2 separate regions of the Homo sapiens genome follow, and region 2 is linked to region 1. Evidence: chromatin loops called from intact Hi-C (ENCODE). Cell type or tissue: gastrocnemius medialis. All regions are shown on one strand. Links, peaks and the distances in the headings refer to the core of each region. The heading gives the core; the rest is flanking DNA. Region 1 overlaps DUS2 (dihydrouridine synthase 2). Region 2 overlaps ATP6V0D1-DT (ATP6V0D1 divergent transcript).

The links. Hi-C counts contacts between places; a loop is a spot of excess contacts. Peaks named below come from ENCODE experiments on the same cell type or tissue, not always from the same donor. Only the 100,000 strongest peaks of a DNase experiment are listed, where the experiment ranks them.
Region 2: a loop joins it to region 1, with 7 times the contacts of the local background. A loop is called at or near these places in 2 of 110 quality-filtered maps.

What each region holds. Positions count from the first base shown.
Region 1 is chr16:68,029,912-68,035,285 of GRCh38, forward strand. The region is part of intron 2 of DUS2 (dihydrouridine synthase 2); the gene reads left to right. Among named protein-coding and RNA genes, the nearest start is that of DUS2, 9.3 kb to the left of the region's middle. In gastrocnemius medialis, for the core only: no CTCF peak of the experiment used is centred there; no DNase peak of the experiment used is centred there.
Region 2 is chr16:67,501,224-67,506,597 of GRCh38, forward strand. It overlaps ATP6V0D1-DT (ATP6V0D1 divergent transcript), which reads left to right. Exons shown (of 4, transcript NR_184227.1): 4 at 2,802-5,180. Among named protein-coding and RNA genes, the nearest start is that of AGRP, 20 kb to the left of the region's middle. RefSeq lists an enhancer at 3,505-3,614. In gastrocnemius medialis, for the core only: no CTCF peak of the experiment used is centred there; a DNase peak (open chromatin) is centred at 3,298; H3K27ac peaks cover 828 bases.

The sequences.
Region 1 (5,374 bases), core at 202-5,201:
CCCCGCTAATTTTTTGTAGAGGTGGTGTCTTATTATGTTGCCTGGGCTGGTCTTGAACTCCTGGCCTCAAACGATCCTCCCGCCTCAGCCTCCCAAAGTGCTGGGATTACAGGTGTGAGCCACCATGCCTGGCCAGAAATTGCTTTTTAAGCAAGCTTTGTCTTTGGGGAAAATTGACAGGGAAGGGAATGGTAAAGTTTGTTTATACTCATTATTTTTCCTGAATAGTGTTATGTTCAATCTGAAAGCACTATAATTAATGGGATTATGAAAGTTGCAGATACCAGGATGAAACCGCTTTTGTCAAAATAGGACAAGGAAGGTGTGAAGTAGAGGAAGCTCATGCTTACATGTCTGAGATAAGAACTGTTTCCAAGGATTTTCTAAAAACCCCACCGGAGGCCAGGAGTGGTGACTCACATCTGCAATCCCAGCACTTTGGGAGGCTGAGGCGGGTGGATCACTTGAGGTCAGGAGTTCAAGACGAGTCTGGCCAACATGGTGAAACCCCGTCTCTACTGAAAACACAAAAATTGGCCGGGCATGGTGGTTAATTTTTGTCCCAGCTAATCAGGAGGCTGAGGCAGGAGAATTGCTCGAACCTCGGAGGTGGAGATTGCAGTGAGCCAAGATCATGCCACTGTACTCTAGCCTGGGTGACAGAGTGAGACTCCATCTCAAAAAATAAATAAATAAATAAATAAAAACCCACTAGAAATCCCTTCATGTCTTTCTTGAATTACCTGCTTTGCATGGCTTGCATGTTTTGCATATGTATATATATTTCTATGACAAAAGTTTATCAGTAGACATTTTGGTTTTCTTTTTCTTTTTTTTGGAGACAGGGCCTTGCTCTGTCACCCAGGCTGGAGTACAGTTGCACAATCATGGCTCACTGCTGCATCGAACTCTTGGACTCCCAATGATTCTTCTGCTTAAGCCTCCCAGAGTGGCTGGGACTGCAGGCACCTTCCATCACTCCTGGCTAGTTAAAAAATATATATATATTTTTGGTAGAGATGGGATCTTGCTATGTTGCCCAGGCTGGTCCCAAACTCCTGGCCTTGAGTGATCCTCCTGCCTTGGCCTCCCAAAGTGATGGGATTACAGGTGTGAGCCACCTTGCCTGGCATAGACATTTTTTAGGACTATTGTAATTCAGATAAAATGCTCTGGAAAGAATACTTGCCCAGTAATGGCATCTCCACCAGTGAACTGAAGACAACTCTGGCTTTGATCCTCTAGGAAACTCATGAACTCTTTTTTTTCTTTTTTGGAGATGAGTCTCGCTCTGTCACCAGGCTGGAATGCAGTGGCGTGATCTCTCACTGCAACCTCTGCCTCCCGGGTTCAAGCGATTCTCCTGCCTCAGCTTCCTGAGTAGCTGCGACTACAGGCATGCGCCGCCACACCCAGCTAATTTTTGTATTTTTAGTAGAGACGGGGTTTCACCATGTTGGCCAGGATGGTCTTGATCTCTTTACCTCGTGATCCGCCTGCCTTGGCCTCCCAAAGTGCTAGGATTACAGGCATGAGCCACTGTGTCTGGCCATGAACTCTGTTTCTAAGCAACTTATATAAATCTCTCCCTTTCTGCCAATAAAAGCTTCCTTTTCCCCTTCTGTCACCAGATGTACTTGTGGCTTGCCCTTCTGTGCATCCTGGATTATAATCCTTTTCTCTCATTCTCAAATAAACTCAACATGTTTGGAGGTATTTTTCTTTAATGTCTTTTTTTTTTAAGGTTAACAGGATATTATGTCCATGTAACTGAAGTTAAGGTTATTATTTTTTATTTTTTGAGATGGAATCTCACTCTGTTGCCCAGGCTGGAGGGCAGTGGTGCGATCTTGGCTAACTGCAACCTCTGCCTCCCTGGTTTGAGTGATTCTCCTGCTTCAGCCTCCCGAGTAGCTGGGATTGCAGGTGCACACCACCATGCCTGGCTAATTTTTTTATTTTTAGTAGAGACAGGGTTTCATCATGTTGGCCAGGCTGGTCTGGAACTCCTGATCTCAGGTGATCCTCCTGCCTTGGCCTCCCAAAGTGCTGGGATTATAGGCATGAGCCACCTCGCCCAGCCAAGGTTACTGTCTAAGAAATTGAGCGTAATAGAGGAGACCAGCCCTTAAAAGGAATGGTAGAAGAGATTGGAAATGAGTGACTAAAGTGGTGATGTGGGTGTGATCTCAGGGTGGGGTGAGTGGTTGTGGCAGTAACTGGGAAAGGCATGGGGGCTGCCTAGTTTTTCTCAGAGGAGCCTCCTTAGAGGCAGGGTGTGTCAGGCACCTCTGACTGAGTGCCAGAGGAAGTTGCCAGACCAACCACCCTACAAGAGGCTGTCCTCTTGGCTACCACAGTGGTAAGTATTCAGTCACACCTTACTAAGCAGCCTCTAAAGGTCATGTACCTGGCTCAGTGCTAGAAATCTGGCAGTGAACTAAGCAGCCACACTCCTGTTCTTGTAGAGCTTGTTGTCCTGGTGGTCTCCAGGAGGAGCTGAGGATTGAACAAGAAACTACAGCAGTCAGTGTGGACACATGGAGTGTAACTGAGCTGCAGAGAAATGTAGGGTGTTTGGAAAGCATGGGACCAGGGACCTGAATTTGATTTTCTGTAGGGACGTATCTTCACAAAGGGGGCATTCAAGGACAAGGGGACCTTAGCATGGGCATGCATGACTGAGTTGGAGGAGTATTCCAGACAGAACTGCAAGTGGGCAGGCCCCAGGGAAGCAGACAGTTTGGTGTGGGAGACTTTAAAGGAAGGCCAGGGTGGCCGGGCACAGTGGCTCACACCTGTAATCCCAGCTCTTTGGAAGGCCAAAGTGGGTGGATCACCTGAGGTCAGGAGTTAGCTGGGTGTGGTGGTGGGTGCCTGTAATCCCAGCTACTCGGGAGGCTGAGGCAGGAGGCTGAACCTGGGAGGTGGAGGTTGCAGTGAGCTAAGATTGCGCCACTGCACTCCAGCCTGGGCAACAGAGTGAGACTCCATCTCAAAAAAAAAAAAAAAAAAAAAAAGGGAATGCCAGGGTGGCCAGGGCCGAGAGGGAGGGTGAGAGAGACACAGGTGAGGGTGAGGCTGGAGAGGTGGGTAGGGACTGATCATGCAGGGCCTTGTGGGCCATTAGAAAGGTTTAGGATTTTTCCTAAAGTCAGTGGGAAGCCATTGAAAGGTATAAACGGGGGAGTGGTATTATCAGAGTTGCCTTTTTAGGATCCCATGCTGGCAGAATGGATAGGAAGGGGCAAGTGTAGATTTTGGGAGACACATTTGGGGGCTGTGCTAAAGTCCTGGCAACAGATGAGCGGAGGGTTTCTGGTGCGCAGTTGTGGCCATTGGCATGTAGTAAAGCATGTGGGTTAGTTATATTTTGAAGGTTATTTCAATAGAAGTCAGTGATGGATTGAATGTGGGGAATGTGGGTTAAGAATGAGTAATTGGGAGACTGGAGATGCTATTAATGAAATGGGAAAGATTTTCTTTCTACATATTGGACTGGTTAACATGTTCTCTTCCTTTAGACCTTGGATCAGAGATTATTTCTTTTTAAAATTATTTTTATTTAAAAATTAAAAAAAAATTTTTTTTGAGACAGGGTCTTGCTCTGTCACCCAGGTTGGAGTGCAGTGGCATGATCATGGCTCACTGCAGCCTCAACCTCCCAGGCCCAAGTGATCCTCCAACTTCATCCTCCCAAGTAGCTGAGACTACAGGTGCTAATTTTTTTTTTTTTTTTTTTTTTTATATAGAGTCTTGCTGTGTCACCCAGGCTGGAGTGCAGTGGCACAATGTCAGCTCACTTCATCTCCTGGGTTCAAGTGATTCTCTTGCCTCAGCCTCCTGAGTAGCTGGGATTACAGGCGCATGCCACCACGTCTGGCTAATTTTTGTATTTTTAGTAGAGATGGGGTTTCACCATATTGGCCAGGCTAGTCTTGAACTCCTGACCTCGAGTGATCCACCCACCTCGTCCTCCCAAAGCACTAGGATTACAGACATGAACCACCGTGCCCAGCCCAATTTTTGCATTTTTTGTAGAGATGGGGTTTCACCATGTTGCCCAGGCTGATCTTGAACTCCTGAGTTCAAGCAATCTGTCCACCTTGGCCTCCCAAAGTGTTGGGATTATAGGCGTGAGGCACCTTGCCTGGCCTAGTTTTATTTTTATTTTCAAACAGGGTCTCACTGTCACCCAGGCTGGAGTGCAGTGGTATGATATCAGCTCAGCTCGGCAACCTCTGCCTCCCAGGCTCTAGTGATCTCACCTCAGCCTCCCTAGGAGCTGGTACTACAGGCATGCACTACCACTCCTGGCTAATTTTTATGTTTCTGTAGAGATGAGGTCTTGCCATGTTACCCAGGCTAATCTCCAACTCCAAGCTGATCTCCCATCTCCAACTCAAGCGATCTCCCCACCATGGCCTCCTTAGTGCTAAGATAACTGGCGTGAGCCATTGCCTGTCTTTTTATTATTTTTATTTTTTGTAAAGATGGGATTTTGCTATGTTGGTCAGGCTGGTGTTGAACTCATGGCCTCAAGCAATCCGCCCACCTCAGCCTCCCAAGTAACCGGGACTATAGGCATGTGCCACCACCCCCAGCTAATTTTATTTATTTTTTTATTATTTTTGGGTAGAGATGGAGTTTTGCCATGTTGTCCAGGCTTGTCTCAAACTCCTGAGCTCAAGCAATCCATCTGTCTCATCCTCCCAAAGCACTGGAATTATAGCATGAGCTACCATGCCTGGCCTCTTTGTGACTGTTTAGAGGAGACCATATTTGGTTAGAATAAATCATATTAGGCTGGGCATGGTGGCTCATGCCTGTAATCCCAGCACTTTGGGAGGCCGAGGTGGGCGGATCACGAGGTCAGGAGTTCAAGACCAGCCTGGCCAATATGGCAAAGCCCCATTTCTACTAAAAATACAAAAATTAGCTGGGCATGGTGGCGCATGCCTGTAGTGCCAGCTACTCTACTCGGGAGGCTGAGGCAGAAGAATTGCTTGAACCCGGGAGGCAGAGGTTGCAGTGAGCCAAGATTGCACCACTGCACCACTCTAGCCTGGGCAACAGAGCAAGACTCTGTTTAAAAAAAAAACAAAAACATAATATTAGCAGTAGTTTTCTTTGGGACGTGAGATTCTGATTTTCTTTTTTCCTCCTGTTGGCTCTCCCTTCAGAGTATTTCTAGAATGTGACCACTTCTCAACACCTTCACTACCAGCTCCAGGGTCTGAGGGAGCCACCATCATCTTTCATGTTGATTACAGAATCGCCTTCTCTCTGGTCTTCCTGCATCTGTGCCCCCGGATAGTCCACTCTTAGTGCAGCAGTCATAATGATCATGTAAAAATATGAGACAGTTCATGCA
Region 2 (5,374 bases), core at 175-5,174, 530 kb before region 1:
CTTTCTTCTTTTCACATGATAGGTATGAACTGGTAATGGAATAAAATAGGCCGGGCGCAGTGGCTCACATCTGTAATCCCAGCACTTTGGGAGGCTGAGGTGGGTGAATCACCTGAGGTCAGAAGTTCAAGACCAGCCTAGCCAACATAGCAAAACCAAGTCTCTACTAAAAATACAAAAATTAGCCAAACATGGTGGCACGTGCCTGTAATCCCAGGTATTCAGAGACTGAGGCACAAAAATCGCTTGAACCCAGGAGGCAGAGGCTGCAGTGAGCCAAGATTGCACCACTGCACTCCAGCCTGGGGGACAGAGTAAGACTCTGTCTCAAAAATAAAGCAAAATAAAATAAAATAAAATAAATCGTCATTGTATGATGATACATTTGGTACTCCAAACTATCAAGTTGTGGCCAGGTGCAGTGACTCATGCCTGTAATCCCAGCATTTTGGGAGACCAGGGTGGGTGGATCACCTGAGGTCAGGAGTTTGAAACCAGCCTGGCCAACATGGTGAAACCCCTTCTCTACTAAAAATACAAAAATTAGGTGGGCGTGATGGTGTGCACCTGTAATCCCAGCTACTCAGGAGGTTGAGACAGGAGAATGGCTTGAACCTGGGAGGTGAAGGTTGCAGTGAGCCGAGATCACACCACTGCACTCCAGCCTGGCGACAGAGCAAGACTCCATCTCAAACAACAACAACAACAACAACAAAACTATCAAGTTGTAACTTCAAAACTGAAATTTATTTATGTATTTATTTATTTTGAGACGGAGTTTCGCTCTTGTCACCCAGGCTGGAGTGCAATGGTGCGATCTCAGCTCACTGCAACCTCTGCCTCCCGGGTTCAAGCGATTCTCCTGCCTCAGCCTCCCAAGTAGCTGGAATTACAGGCCCCCGCCACCATGCCCAACTAATTTTTGTGTTTTTAGTAGAGATGGGGTTTCACCATGCTGGCCAGGCTGGTCTCAAACTCCTGACCTCAGGTGATCCATCTGCTTCGGCCTCCCAAAGTGCTGGGATTACAGGCATGAGCCACGACACCCGGCCCAAAACTGCAATTTATAGTGCACTGAGCAGCAAAGAAAAGTGACGAGAGCACCACTTACGATCTCTGTTCCAACAACTCGACTCTGCTGTTGGAACCCAAAAGCAGACACAGGCACCATGTAACAGATGAACCAGGCTACATTTCAATAAAACTCCATGTCTGCACACTGAAATTAGAATTTTAGATAACTTTAATGTGTCACAAAATAGCCTCCATTCGATTTTTTTTCATTGTGGTTCACGCCTGTAATCCTGGCCCTTTGGGAGGCCAAGGCAAGAAGATGACTTAAACCCAGGAGTTGGAGACGCAGCCTGGGCAACATCAGGAGACCCTATCTCTACAAAAAAAATTTTAAATTAGCTGAGTGTGGTGGTGCGCACCTGTAGTCCCTACCCTTTGGGAGGCTGAGGCAGGAGGATCATTTGAGGCCAGGAGCTCACTGCACTCCAGCCTGGACAACAGAGGGAGACCATATCTTGGAAAAAGAGAGAGAGAGAGAGAAAAAGAGAGATGGAGGGAGAAGGAGAGAAATGTAAAAACTTTAGAAAAACTTCAGTGCTTCTTAGTTGGTTTAAAAAAAAAAATGCCAGGCATGGTGGCTCATGACTGTAATCCCAGTACTTTGGGAGGCCGAGCAGGCGGATCGCAAGATCAAGAGATTGAGACCATCCTGGCTAACACAGTGAAACCCTGTCTCTACTAAAAATACAAAAAATTAGCCGGGCATGGTAGCGGGCGCCTATAGTCCCAGCTGCTCAGGAGGCTGAGGCAGGAGAATGGCTTGAACCCTGGAGCCGGAGCTTGCAGTGAGCCCAGATTGCGCCACTGCACTCCAGCCTGGGCGAGAGTGCAAGACTCCGACTCAAAAAAAAAAAAAAATCCTTGGGAGGCTGAGGCTGGAGGATCCCTTGAGCCCAGGAGGTTGAGGCTGCAGTGAGCTGTGATCCCACTACTGCACTCAGCCTGCATGACAGAATGAAACCCTGTCTCAATCAATCAATCAATAAGGCCGGGCACAGTGGCTCACGCCTGTAATCCCAGCACTTTGGGAGACCGAGGCGGATGGATCATTTGAGGTCAGGAGTTCAAGACCAGCTTGACCTACATAGTGAAACCCTGTCTCTACTAAAATACAAAAATTAGCCAGGTGTGGTGGCAGATGCCTGTAATCCCAGCTACTTGGGAGACTGAGGCAGGAGAATCGCTTGAACCCAGGAGGCGGAGGTTGCAGTGAGCCAAGATCACACCACTGCACTCCAGCCTGGGCGACAGAACAAGACACCCTCTGAAAGAAAGAAAAGAAAGAAAGAGAAGGAAGGAAGGAAGGAAGGAAGAAAGGAAGGAAGGAAGGAAGGAAGGAACCATTCTTGACTTGTGGGTTATACAAAAACAGGCAGGGTTCCACTCCTGGCACTAGGTTTGTTCTTGTGTTTGTTCTCTGTTCAGGGTTATGCCACGCAGAGGGTAGGAGGGGAATTAGTCCATGGTTATGTGTCCTCACAGATGACCACTGAGAAGGCCACCATGCCTAGTCGTCACGACTCTAGGCCCAGCAACTTGCTGAAGACTCTGCAGTGCTGGGGACCCAGGCATTTTTGTGAGGCTGTCCACACCCTATCTGCCTGTGAGGACTGGGCAGTCCATCTGGGGGTCTGGCTGCCTCTCCTGCGTGCTGCTGGGAGGCTAGGCCTGACTGTCATTGCTCTACGGCCACATCCCCAGCCACGCTCTTCTTTTTCTTCTTTCAGCCAGAGGGAGCCCTGAATTCATGCAGAGGAGTTTTTCTACCTTCCATCTGCTTCTGCATATCATCTTGTCTACTTAATGCCCCTCCTTCCGGATTTATAGAACAGTATGCATAATATGACCCCAACTGCATTCCAAAAAATAGATGTAGATGTAAGCTTAGAGATGCAAAGAAACTTTTTGAGAGAATTCACTATGCTTCTCGCGGGTGGTGACACAGTTCAAGGAGGTTCCATGGGGTGTAATGTTTATCTTTCTCTTTTGTCCTTCTGATCATTGAAATGATGCTTTGTGTGTGTGAACATGTATTACTTTTATAATTAAAATAGAAAAATTAATTTGAATGGGACAAATGCTCGAAGTCAAAGTCACCTGTTATAACTGCTGTCACTAACAGGGCAACTGTTTGAAAATGCTGCAGAAACATGAGAAATGTTCATGAAGTGACCCTGTGGAGGCTTCCGGTCACAGGATCATGTGAGCGCCACGATCACCCCAGGGGTGGAGCAGATGCTAAGTGTTCACCACACCCAATTCTCTTCCTGGACACACAGGAAGATGACATTTCCAGTGACATGCCCCACCTCTAGGCCCTAGTCTTTTTTTTATTTAAAGGTCTGAGTCTTGTTCTGTCACCCAGGCTGGAGTGCAGTGCTGTGATCATGACTCACTGCAGCCTCAACCTCCTGTGCTCAAACAATCCTCCCACCTCAGCCTCCCTAATAGCTGATGTCATATAGGCATGAGCCAGTGTGCCTGGCTCAGGCCCTACCCTTAAAAGCATCCCACCTGATTCACCAGCCCCCTTCTCTCTCTCAGTAAACTTGGAAACCACGCATTCCAGATGGTATAATTTACAGCATGATGGAAAAAGCCAGCTCTCCATGGGAAGCTGGCCAGTCTTCATTGGAGTACATTTTTATTGCATGAAGCCAATGAGACTTGATATTGTTTAACTCTGTGGTTTCCAAAGTGCGGTCCTTTTGAAGTATCCATAAAGTCTACACTAGGTTCACGGTAATATTAAGATGTTATTTGTCAGCTGGGCACGGTGGCTCACGCCTATAATCTCAGCACTTTGGGAGGCCAAGGCAAATGGATAATGAGGTCAGGAGTTTCAGACCAGCCTGGCCAACATGGTGAAACCCAGTCTCTACTAAAAATACAAAAATTACCTGGGTGTGGTGATGCATGCCTGTAATCCCAGCTACTCAGGAGGAGGCTGAGGCAGGAGAATTGCTTGAATCCGGGAGGCAGAGATTGCAGTGAGCTGAAATCTCACCACTGCACTCCAGCCTGGGTGATGGAGCAAGACACTGTCTCAAAAAAAAAAAAAAAGATATTATTTGTCTTTCATGAGTGTACAGTGGGATTTTCCAGAGGCTACATGACATGTGTTTTTTTATTTTGTTTTTTATACTGACAGAGGGGTCTTGCTATGTTGCCCAGACTGGTCTTCCAACTCCTGGCCTCAAGTGATCCTCCCGCCTTCACCTCCCAAAGTGCTGGGATTATAGGTGTGAGCCACTGCGCCTGGCTGTTTGTGACATGTGATGTTGAAACAGGTTGAGTATAGAAGCAGATATGGGAATTAAACCAGAATATTAAACCAGACATTGAAGAGATTTGCAAAAAATACAAAACAATACCACTGTTTTCACTTTCTTTTTGGTTTGGAAAAATGTAGTTATTTTTCATTAAAAGTATGTTGTGTTGGCTGGGCACAGTGGCTCATGCCTGTAATCTCAACGCTGGGAGACTGAGGTGGGAGGATCACTTGAGATCAGGAGTTCGAGACCAGCCTGACCAACATAATGAAACCCCATCTCTACTAACAATATAAAAATTAGCTGGGCTGGCTGAGCGCGGTGGCTCACGCCTGTAATCCCAGCACTTTGGGAGGCCAAGGCGGGCGGATCATGAGGTCAGGAGATCGAGACCATCCTGGCTAACATGGTGAAACCCCATCTCTACTAAAAATACAAAAAATTAGCTGGGCGAGGTGGCGGGCGCCTGTAGTCCCAGCTGCTCAGGAGGCTGAGGCAGGAGAATGGCGTGAACCCAGCGGGCAGAGCCTGCAGTGAGCAGAGATCGCGCCACTGCACTCCAGCCTGGGCGACAGCAAGACTCCGTCTCAAAAAAAAAAAAAAAAAATAACTGGGCTTGGTGGCATGCGCCTATAATCCCAGCTACTTGAGAGGCTGAAGCAGAAGAATTGCTTGCACCTGGGAGGGGCAGGTTGCAGTGAGCCAAGATCGCACCACTGCACTCCAGCCTGGGCAACAGAGCAAGACACCTTCACCTTCTCAAAAAAAAAAAAAGTTGTGTTAACATGTAATGGTTTCATGATATCATTTTAAATAAATTAATAAACATGTAAACATTTTCTCTGTTTTAATTTCTCACATGGTAAATATTAATGGTGTGAACCAAAAAGTGACTGAGGCATCTCAATCAATTTAGAGGTTTATCTTGCCAAGGTTGAGGACACGCCCGGGGAAAAAGAGACACAAGTCACAGTACGATCTGTGTCCTGTGCTTTTTCCAAAGAGGAAAGAGGCAGCAGGAGGGGAGG